2 separate regions of the Mus musculus genome follow, and region 1 is linked to region 2. A link is a loop called in an ENCODE intact Hi-C map of the cell type or tissue named here. Cell type or tissue: heart. All regions are shown on one strand. Links, peaks and the distances in the headings refer to the core of each region. The heading gives the core; the rest is flanking DNA. Region 1 overlaps Tmem260 (transmembrane protein 260). Region 2 has its middle 24 kb from the start of Tmem260.

What was found. A loop is a pair of places that touch in the nucleus more often than their neighbours do. Peaks named below come from ENCODE experiments on the same cell type or tissue, not always from the same donor. Only the 100,000 strongest peaks of a DNase experiment are listed, where the experiment ranks them.
Region 1: a loop joins it to region 2, with 2.4 times the contacts of the local background. A loop is called at or near these places in 3 of 42 quality-filtered maps.

Annotation. Positions count from the first base shown.
Region 1 is chr14:48,491,063-48,496,437 of GRCm38, reverse strand. It overlaps Tmem260 (transmembrane protein 260), which reads right to left. Exons shown (of 16, transcript NM_172600.4): 11 at 1-146. Among named protein-coding and RNA genes, the nearest start is that of Tmem260, 47 kb to the right of the region's middle. In heart, for the core only: a CTCF peak has its summit at 2,345 (motif pointing right); no DNase peak of the experiment used is centred there.
Region 2 is chr14:48,420,111-48,425,485 of GRCm38, reverse strand. No RefSeq gene overlaps it. Among named protein-coding and RNA genes, the nearest start is that of Tmem260, 24 kb to the left of the region's middle. In heart, for the core only: no CTCF peak of the experiment used is centred there; a DNase peak (open chromatin) is centred at 3,265; H3K4me3 peaks cover 1,057 bases; H3K27ac peaks cover 870 bases.

The sequences.
Region 1 (5,375 bases), core at 70-5,069, 71 kb before region 2:
GTCTCAAGCCCTCGCAGTAATGCAAGTAACGGAGAGCGTTTCCAGGCAGGTCTCCTCTGAGTAGGATGATGGCATCCTGAGGCATGGAGTCCAGAAGATTTCGTGCAAACTGATCAATCACGTTATTGGTTCTTTGGTCACAAATGCTGAATAAAAAGATTTTTCAGCTAATTAAAACATAAGTCTATGTTTTCCTCTCCCTCCATATGTGTACAGTGTTTCAGATTTTCTCACTTGGCTCTGAGAAGGCACACAGTTAAGCAGAACAGATTTTGAGCTCAGTGGTCTGTCTGTCTGTCTGTCTGTCTGTCTGTCTGTCTGTCTGGGACAGGGTTTCTCCACATAGCTCTGGCTGTCCTGGAACTTGCTCTGTGGACCATGCTGCCTGCATCTGCTTCCTGAGGAAAGGCGTGCACCACCATGCTCGCCCAGGATCCTCTCAGCTTCTTTAGAGGGTGCTAACAGAAACTCGAGGAGAAGGCAGAGCCCGCTGTACGACTTCTATCAACTTATAATCATGTCCATGAAAAGCCAAGTCTGTTCTCAAGTGTAATTGTCCACCCCAAGTAATCCTATTTCAGTTAACAAGAGTAGTTTCTGACTATACAGAACTAAGGCACTTTCATCTTAATTCCATTTTTTTTTCTAGAGACCTAGTCAGAATAAGAGGAATTCTGCTGACTTCTGACAAGAATTTATATAACATTTGCATGACTAGGGCATGTGCAGGGTGGTGCCTTCCCACCACATCTCCCCACCTCAGGCTTCCTGACTCCTGATCTCTGGGGGTCAGGACATCACGGGGGTGAGACCACTGAGAAGAAAGTGCAGGTGCGTGTGCTGAGCTGTCTACTGCCTGGCAGCTGTCGGCCGATGCCAATGCTAACTACCGCAGCAAAGCTCAAGAATGAAGTGGGCTTTCTGATGTCAAAAAAAGAGGGGATGAGTCTGCAGAACAATCTATGAAGGAAGAAGAGGCCGGGAGAGGAAAAGGCACCAAAACGTAACAAAACAAAACCACTTGATGGCATTCCCTGTAATCCCTTGTCTTTCTGTCCATCCATCTGCCAGGTTGAGGAGGGGCCAAGTTCAATCAATAGATTGGTATCACAAACAGAGGATCTCTTCTAGAATGGAGCGCCACCCTTGTGCTTGCATTCCACACAGCAATGATGGCTTCCTACTTTGCTCATGATAACTAACATCTTGTCATCAGGAAAGTTGCAATTCCTTCCATTCTCTGGGGGCAAAAAAAAAAAAAAAAAAAAAACCAAACAAACAAAACGGACAAACCGCCCAGCCAGTGCAGCGTTATCACAGTGCTGAGACTGGACACCCCTAAAAGACCAGAGGATGGTTGTAACACTGAGACTGGGTTGGATAAGGTGGGAACACATGCAGCTTAGACGTCTCCCTGGGACCATGGTGGGATGGACAGTTCATCTCACAAGATCTTATCCCAAAGAGAAAAACAGAGAAAGTGATAAAGTGGAAAAGGGCTTGTGGTGCCTGATGTGGGGCCGGCTCAGAGGGCGCTTCTGTGGGTACGCAGGGCACAACTTGGGCAGCCTAACCTCTAGAAAGCCCACAGCCCTCATGAGCCTCAAATCAAGTAATTGCTCCAGCAAACAGGCCAGCTGAGAAGAGAAGCCTCATTTTGTTATATCGTGTGACTCAAAGGGTGTGGCTGGCCATTGTCTTGACAGAGTCTGTTCTTAAAGATCTGAGCTACCCTGTGAGCAGTGGTCACGGAGCATCCATAGGCCAGGAGGCTTAATCTGGCCTGCCACAGACTGTAGGTGAAGGAAGGTTGGAGAGACAGTTGTGGAGAGTGGAAGGACAGACACGGAAGACAGGGTAAGTGACAGGAGGCTCAGGCTGGGAAATGACATTGGAGAGGGTGGAGAGAAAAGTTGGGGGGAGGGCGGGTAAGGGAACTTGTGTCAGGGATAGAACTCTCCAACAGAATTACCCTGGAGTTGGATAGCTCTAAGTCTGAGGCTGTGTGTGTGTGTGTGTGTGTGTGTGTGTGTGTGTGTGTGTGTGTGTGTGTGTGGTGGGGGGAGGTGTTAAAATCTGGAGCTACCAATCTCTGTCCATTGCTGTGGAGCCCGGGAACTCTGAGGTTCCAGGGATGTACATGATACAGCTGTAACCCTCAACAGGGAGACACACTGAGAAGACTGTGAATGTATGAAGGCAGGCCTCTGCCCGTGCTCCTGTCAGCGCTGTGGCCACAGCCCACACTGCCAAGACACATGGGAGACACTTCCAGGAAGCTTGATCTGGGGAGTCTCAGGGTGAGAGACCCTCCCAGCACACGGACTGCAAAGCCAAGTGTGGCCAGCAGAGGGCCCTGACACATAAAGAAGGAAGATGGCTGCTGTGAAGACAGCTCTTGTGGACACTGGACCCTTGTTCAATGCAGACTCCTCAACAGCATGAGTAAAGAAACACAGGGTCTGTAAGTTTAAACCACTCTGCTCCTGTGCATAAGTAGGAGTCTCCAGCTCTCGAGGACACCCCAAAACAGACTGATGTAACACCCACCCCGCCATGGGGTTCTTTCTATTCCTACACTTAGTAGGTTTTGACTGTATTTTAAGAAGTTTCGAATATTTTTAATGGGTTGGTGAGATGGCACAGAAGGTAAAGGGCTTGCTGCCAAGCCTGACCACCTGAGTCTGACCCCTGGTCCCCTAAGAAATGATGGAGGGAAAGAACCAGCCCCTTCAAGTTGTCCTCTAACCTGGCTGTGGCACCTGCATGCCACCTCCCACCTCACAAAGGGAAACAAGATACAATATAACTAAACCTTTCTAAAGAATGGTTTAAAATCAGGGTTCTATTTGTTATCCCCTTTAAAGATCCATATTCTTTTGTTTACATGTTTTTCCACGGGCAACAACACATTTTTTGAGTTTATTTTTTAATCTCCGCCCTCTTCCTTCCCTCTGTTGGTATCAGGAGCTTTTAAAGCATCCTCTCACGTCTCTGCCTAGCTTCTGTCCTGAGCCTCTTTATGACACAGGACCCTTTGCTGCTAGCAGCGTGCGTGCTCCCCACGCATTCCCTTCTTCCTCCTTTATCGTTCTGATCTCGCACCCACCTCTTTTCTCTCATCTTGGTTTCCTTCCTTTACCAATTTCACACTCATTCTAAATACTTGCTCACTTTACTGCCCATTGGCCACGGTTTTGTCCTCTTCAGGTCTGTGGCCACTGGCAATGCTGTAGCGGACTTAGCGCTTTTAAATGTATTTAAATTTTCAATGTTTTGATGATATTGCTGCTACCGCAGTTTGTTGCTCTTCACTGGAAGAGTTCAACTTCTCAATGGGATCCTCCCCCCAAACCCAGAACCAATAGCTACATAAATTCCTCGCAGAAATTCAAGAAACAACACAGACCCACAGACTATCATAACCCCTCCACCACTAACCTCCGAGATACTGAGATAGGTGGGATGCCAGGTAAAGATTTCAGAAGTGTTCTGGCAACAGTGATGAGACAAGAAGATACCAAGAAGCAGAAGAATGAACTAGAGAGGGAAGTCAGCAGCCCAGAGGACAGGTAAGCAACAAGGATGAGAAAATGAGCAACATGGAAGAAAAACTGAGATTTCGGAGGTGGGGGAAGGAAAGAAGAAGAAAGGTTGGAAGAGAAACCCTCAATGAATCAAGTAAAAGCATGGTGGAAAACATCACTAGTAGATTTGCCCAAGCCAAAGAAGGACCATGGGAGATGGAGGTCAAGGTTGATGAACTACAACATTCAAATGCCAATAAGGAAAAAAATAAGCAGGCATGACTACATTATCCAGGAACCCAGGAATACAATCAAAATGCCATATCCAAGAACCCACTGGCGAGGAGAAGGAAGAGGAAGAAGTAAGAAACACTGAAGGCACAGAAACCTTGGACGCCATGGTAGCAGGACATTGCCTAAAGTTAGGGAAAGAAGTGGGCATTCAAACACAAGGAGCACCTAAAACCCATATGCACATGACCACAGAAGACACTCTCAAGAACACACATGTCAAAACTCGGAGCAAAGAAACAATAACAAAAGCTGTGAAGGGAACACACCAACTCCCCCACACAGGTGGAAGCACAAGGCTAACACCAGCTCTTTCATCAACAGCCCTCAGATCCAGGAAAGCATGGAAGCATGGCTTTCAAGCTCCTAATGTAGATAAATGCCAAGCAAGAACTCGAGATACAGCAAAGGGGTCTTTAAACTTGATGGAAAAAGCTGGGTGTGGTGGTGCTCGCCTTTAGTCCTAACACTGGGTAGTCAGGAGCAGACAGATCAGAGTTCAAGGCCAGCCCAGTCTACAAAGTGAGTTCCAGGACAGCTAGTGGTACAGAGAGAAATCCTGATTCAAACAAACAAACAAACAAACAAACAAACAGATAGACAGACAAAATTGATACAGAAATAAAGAAATTTCAAGGCAAGCACAAACTAATGGAGTCCATGACTGCCAAACAGGTATAAAAGAAGATACTGTACACAGTGGAGGGAGAAAGACACACTGGGTAAGGTACCTACAGACAGAGCCAATGGTTGGAAGTAAATAGAGGGGAAAAAAAAAGGAAAGAAAAAGAAAAAGCTAGCATAACTAGACTGATAAAGTGGACTCCAAACCCTAATTAGTCAGAAGCATAAGGAAGGCTACAGATGATTAATAGAGAGCAACTCATCAAGATGAAACAGCCGCAAAACATACGTGTCAAATGTCAGGGAAGGATCCCAATCTGCAAAGCAAGCATTAATGGACATAGTCACCAAGACAGTGACAGAAGATGACTTCAGGGTTCCACTGCCATCGCTAAAAATATCCAAAAAACCAGCAAAGCAATGTCACAGGTAAACGCCACACAGGTCAAACCCAGCAATGTCACAGGTAAACGCCACACAGGTCAAATGGACCCAACACATAGATGTACAACAAAACCAGGACACATACGGATTTCAGCAATCCGCAGAACCTTCTCCAAGATAAATCACCCTCCAGGCCATAAAATCAGGTACAAATATAAAATACAGCCAGATACCAAATACAAAATAACACAATCCTCTGCTATCTGTAAGATCACAGGATAACACAACTAGAAATCAATACCAAGAAAACTACAGAAGTCACAATTTTGTGGAGACTGATCATTATACTCTTGTATGAATAGTGGGTTGTTGAAGAAATCCGCGTAGAAGTGAAACGTTCCTGGAATCAGAAATAAAATTAATATAATTTGAACTGAAAAGGGGGGATTATCACAGATCCCAACTAAGTCCAGAGAATCATCAGGGAGACCTTTGAAAACTTACTTTTTAAAAAATAGAAAATTTAGAATAAATAGATAAATTCCTAGA
Region 2 (5,375 bases), core at 275-5,274:
CCCGCATGGCACTATTAGGAGGTGTGGCCTTGTTAGAGAAGGTGTGGCTTTCTTGGAGGAAGTGTGCTACTGGGGGTGGGCTTTGAGGTCTCAGATGCTCAAGCCAGGTCCACTCTCTCTTCCTGTTGCCTGTGGATCTGGATGTAGAACTCCCAGATACCTCTCCAGCACTGTCTGCCTGCATGCCGCTATGCTACCCACCATAACGATAACGGACTAAACCTCCGAACTATAAGGCAGCCCCAGTTAAATGTTTTGCTTTGTAAGAGATGCCTTGGTTACGGCATCTTTCCCCAGCAATAAAGCCCTAACGGAGACACAGGCAAGTGATACTTCACTTCGTGGAAGAATTTAAAGTCACACCACCCTTTCCTGTTGAAGCAGATGAATCTTCTGCGCTTGCCCAGCTCCCCACCACTTCTCTGGGGGACTATGCGCTGGCTGAGGAGATCAGTGGTGAGCAATTTTTCTGCTTTGAGTTCAAGATGTTAACTTGCTAATTTTAAGTCAGCCATAGTAACAAGCAAGCTTTTCCATCCCAACAGCTGTGTGTTTAGCAGCATGCTGTTGGCCTTACTCATCTCTCACCAACCAACGTAATGCCTGTGCTCTTTTAAAACATCAACAGACTACATCCAACCTAGGAATGATTCCCTGCCTGCCAGAAGCACTCATGCAACTGATTTCATTCATTTGGCACCAGGGAGGGCAAACAGATCATGGTTAAAATGTCAATTTAGTGTCAGGCTCTTAACCTACCGCCATTTAACCTGTAAGGAAGGAGTATTGCAGACGGCAAGCTTCATGAAAGCAAGTGCGGGAACTATACTTCCACGTCATTATGGTTTTCACTAGGGAGGAAACCACTGGAGATGCTGCTGTCAAGGCTCAAGAAGTGAGACAGTCAGAGAGACTTAGGATAAAAGCTGCATTCCATTGAATGAAAACACAAGAGAGATGGGTTTTAATAAGTAAAAGTTTACTTTCAAAAAGAATTAAGAGGAAACACATCGTCTACAGTCTGCACTCTGCATTCACAGGCCCCACATCCTTAGAGTCAATCAACTATGAACTAAAAATATATATTAACGAGGAAACCTTCCACCTGCATTACAAAGGCAGTTTCTTCTTGTCTTTATTCTCTAGTGACACAAAATAACCATTTACATTGCCTCTACAATGCATGAGGCACAGTTTATTATTTAAGGTATATGGGTGGTGCACATCTGCTGAATACACTGCCATTTTATAGAAGAAATTTGAGCACCCAAGGATTTTGCTGTGTGTGTCTGTGGGAATGAGATGCTCAGGTGATGGGGGGGGGGGAGGGTGTGTGTCCTGGAACAAGTTCTCAGAACATAGCAAGGTGGGATTGATAATATGGATTGTCAATTCAGTTTGTAGTCTTGAGTCATGATGGAAGCACACCTTTGGGTGTGTCAATGAAGTCATTTCTACTGAGCTGGAAGAACTACTCAGAAGTGAGGGGTACTATGTCACGGGCTGGAGCCATCAACTGACTAAAACAGACAACTGTACCGGCATTCATAGCTCTCTGCCTCCTGACTGCAGATATCTGCTGCCTCAGACCCAAGCCATCAACTTCCCCACCACAATGGACTGAGCCTTTCACACAGCATACCACACAACCCTTCAAGTCGATTCTGCTGGCATCTGATCACAGCAGCAGGAGAAGCAACCAGTACTCAAGGACAGTCACAGATGCTCCCAGGTTGCTTTTAACTGCCTGGGAGCTGAACTACATACAGCATTGCTCAGTTGTGAACTCGGCCGGCCGGGCCGCAGATGCCCTCAGCACCTCAGCATGTCACTAGCAAAGTATGAGAAGCAGAGCTAGCCTCAGGCCCCCCTGTTGTGTGACACACCATTCACTTAGCCTTTCTCAAATGGTTATTGCGGCTTTTCCTCTGCTACTAAATGAAAAGGTGACCTAAGTCTTAATTAGCATTCCCTACCTAGTGTCACATACAGTGATGCCTTCTAGTAAAAGGTTGGGGGATAAAGAACTAAAGCTCCATATGTAATAGCCAGTAATGGGCACACATGTTTGTAAATGTTTGTTTTAATACTAATGTCAGATTATTTAGGACCTAATCCTTCCTGTTGATTGGACTGAGCATACATGGGGGGATAAAGATTTCTATCCCTACATTAACACATTTTATGAATTTCAAAGCCACTCCCCCCAACCCCACTAAAACACAAGGTCATGAACTAATAGAATCCTCATTTTCTGAGTGTTTTGGTAATCTGCAGAGGAGCCCTATAGACGTACTAGGTAAACAAGTCGCCTGAATTCTTATGAAATGCATCAGACCAGTGAGTGCGCTCCTCGGAGCATCTGCAGGAAATGGAACAGAAGCAAATGCTAAGAAGCACTCTGCTCCAAGCCACTTATGTAACCGTGCTGCCACAGATTAAAATTAAGCTATTCGAGGCCACCCCAAGCCCCCAAAGAGACTAAAAGGAAAGAGACTTAGATCTTTTCATGCCTTCTCCCCACCCCAGAGGATTACAGCGTCAACCTTATAATCATTAGTAGCTGCAATCCTGCTTGATCTTCTGCCCCTGTTCCACCGTTCAGTCTATCTCCCCTTCCCTCTACCACACGAGTTTTTGTTATGCATCTGTTTTTCAGACCAGTGAATCACCATTTCATGGATTAAAAATCAAAAAAAAAAAAAGTTCAGGAGTCTGGAGAAGATTTCTTAGAGGGTAAAAGCCCTTGCTAAGCCTTACTGAGTTCAGATCCAGCACCCATATAAAAAGCCACGCATGGTGGCAAGTGCCTATAACCCCGCCCGTTGGGAAGCCAAGTAGGGGAGGCAGGACAATCTCTGAAGCTTGCTGAAAAACCCAAGGTCTCCAGACGGGGTGAGAGATCCTATTCAAGTGATGTCCTCCTGTGGTGTCCAGCACAGACAGACATGCACACACACACACACACACAGACACACACACAGAGGCACACACAGAGGCACACACATTAAAGTCCAGAGTGGAGTAAAATCATCACTTTAGCTTTCAAAAAGTCCTCCGATCAGCTGTCTTTTGTGCTCAGTTACTGTGGCTTCCTACCCACACCGAAAGAAGCTCCTATCTCCCCCCTCATCTTCAGGGCTTTGCTGCTCTCTGGCAGCAGAATGGCCCACTTACACTTCCTTAGAGGCTGCCTGACTGGGGTGCATTAGCCTCAGAGAACTGTGCTCAGTGGGGGTTTCCTGTCACTTTCCATCATCTGTCCTTTGCTATCTGTGACTCACAGCCCTGGGACAACAGACAGCCCTTCCCCCAAGAAAGTCAAAGCCTGCGGTCTCTGTCCCGGTGTGACGTGACCGCTCTGAATCACAGCCTCCTGGACCCTGCACGCCCTTCCTTCCCATCTGAAGTGAGAAAGGCTGCTGCAGCCTGGTCCCAGAGCTGGGACAAGGGGACTTCACACTTCAGAAGCCCCAAGTCAGTTGTATGTGTCCAGGCAGGAACTTTAAATAGTAGAGTTTCCCTTTTCAGGGTGGATGGGGGGGGGCGGGGAAAGTCTGTAATGTCAAATTCTTTCTCGAAGTGGAGATCGACTATGTGCTCCATCATTTTATTTCTTCGTCTCCCATCCACCCTGCTCCTCCTGCTCTCTCCTTCATGCTCTCCTCCCCCCACCTGCACCCCCCACTGTCCTTCCTGCTCCTCCCTCCCGTCGTCTCCATTCTACCCTCTTCCCCCCCTTTCCTCTCTAGCCCTTCCTTGCCATCCCCCACCGTTGCCATTCTGGGCTTCCTGTCCTCCTTTCCCTCACACCCTCTCTTCCCCTTTTTATTCCTTACACTCCCACTGCCGGGAGTGTTCCTCTGTTCCTGTTAAATCATCTGCATTCATCTTTGTCATATTCAAAACCATCCTCCACACAGCCTCCTAAGGAGTCTTTCCATAGAAACATTGTTATGTTATTCCATTCCTTAGGAGTCTTCACTATTTAAGTCCTAACGTGACTTAAGGGATCAAGCGCCTTCCTTGTCCGCTGGGAAAGCAGAGTATGGTGGGCAGCTAGCTCGTGTTATTCCTTCCTGAGCATGAGCCACGTGCACAGACTAGGAAGAGGTACCTTCGCTCCTCGACCAGATTAGAAAAGAGCAAAAAACCGAAGAGGCTCTGCATACAGAAATGACTAGGCTAGCCCCTTTCTCTAACAAAACAAAATAAACAACAACAACAACAACAACAAAACTCGAAACTGTACTCTTGGCCTAGCTAGCCTGGCCTTCATCCCCTTAGCTTCTCGATTACAATTACTGAATTTCCAACTATAAAATCATTCCTGTTCTTGATTGTTCTTATCCAGAAGGAACTACTCCTTTAAACCTCCCCAGGATCTCCCAACAACAGCCCTGGCCTTGCCCTCCAGCTCCCTGCCACCAAACTACTCTGAACACCAAACTGCCTTTCACTGGTTCGTCCAGCAGTAAGCTGAATACATTTATCTACCCAGCTTAGGAGTGCTTATCAATGGTATTGGCCTATTCTCTTCAATGTACTTCTATCTCTCACAATGCATGCTCTGGTCATACACAGTAAAACTATGGTGCACGCCTTTAATCCCAGCACTAGGGAGGCAGAGGCAGGCAGATTTCTCAGTTTGAGGCCAGCCTGGTCTACAGAGTGAGTTCCAGGACAGCCAGGGCTATACAGAGAAACTCTGTCTCAGAAAACCAAAAAACCAAAATCAAAACCAAACCAACCAACCAAACAAACAAAAAAGACTTCAGAGCGTGTTCATGTTGTCTTAGTGCAGTCTCCTGTGCCTTGTATTAGCTCCAGCTGGAGCCTGTGCACAAAGCTTCCTCCTATTCTTCCATAAGCGTCCCTAAGCCCCAGCCACTGTTTGGCTATGGGTGTCTGTATCAGTTTGGGTCATCTGCTGGGTAGGGTCTCTCAGAGGACAACATGCTCCTATCTGCAAGCATAACAGAGTATCATTAATGATGTCAGGGATTGGTGCTTGCCCATGGGATGGGTCTCAAGTTGGGTCAGTTATTGGTTGGGCATTCCCTCAGTTTATGCTCCATCCCCCTTGCCTGCATTTCTTGTAGTCAGGATAAATTTTGGGTTGAAAGTTTTGTGGGTGGGTTGGTGTCTTCTATTGCTCCACTGGGATTCCTGTCTGGCTACAAGAGGTGGCCTCTTCAGGTCCCATAGCCCCGATGTAGTGATTCATAGCTAAGGTCACCCCCATTGATTCTTGGGTGCCTCCCTTATTCCAGGCCTCTGTCTTATCCTGGAGATGCCCTGCCTGCACCATCTCACCCTGATCACTTGAATATTTCCATTCATTTTCATGGCCATCTAGCCATCTCTGCTAGTCA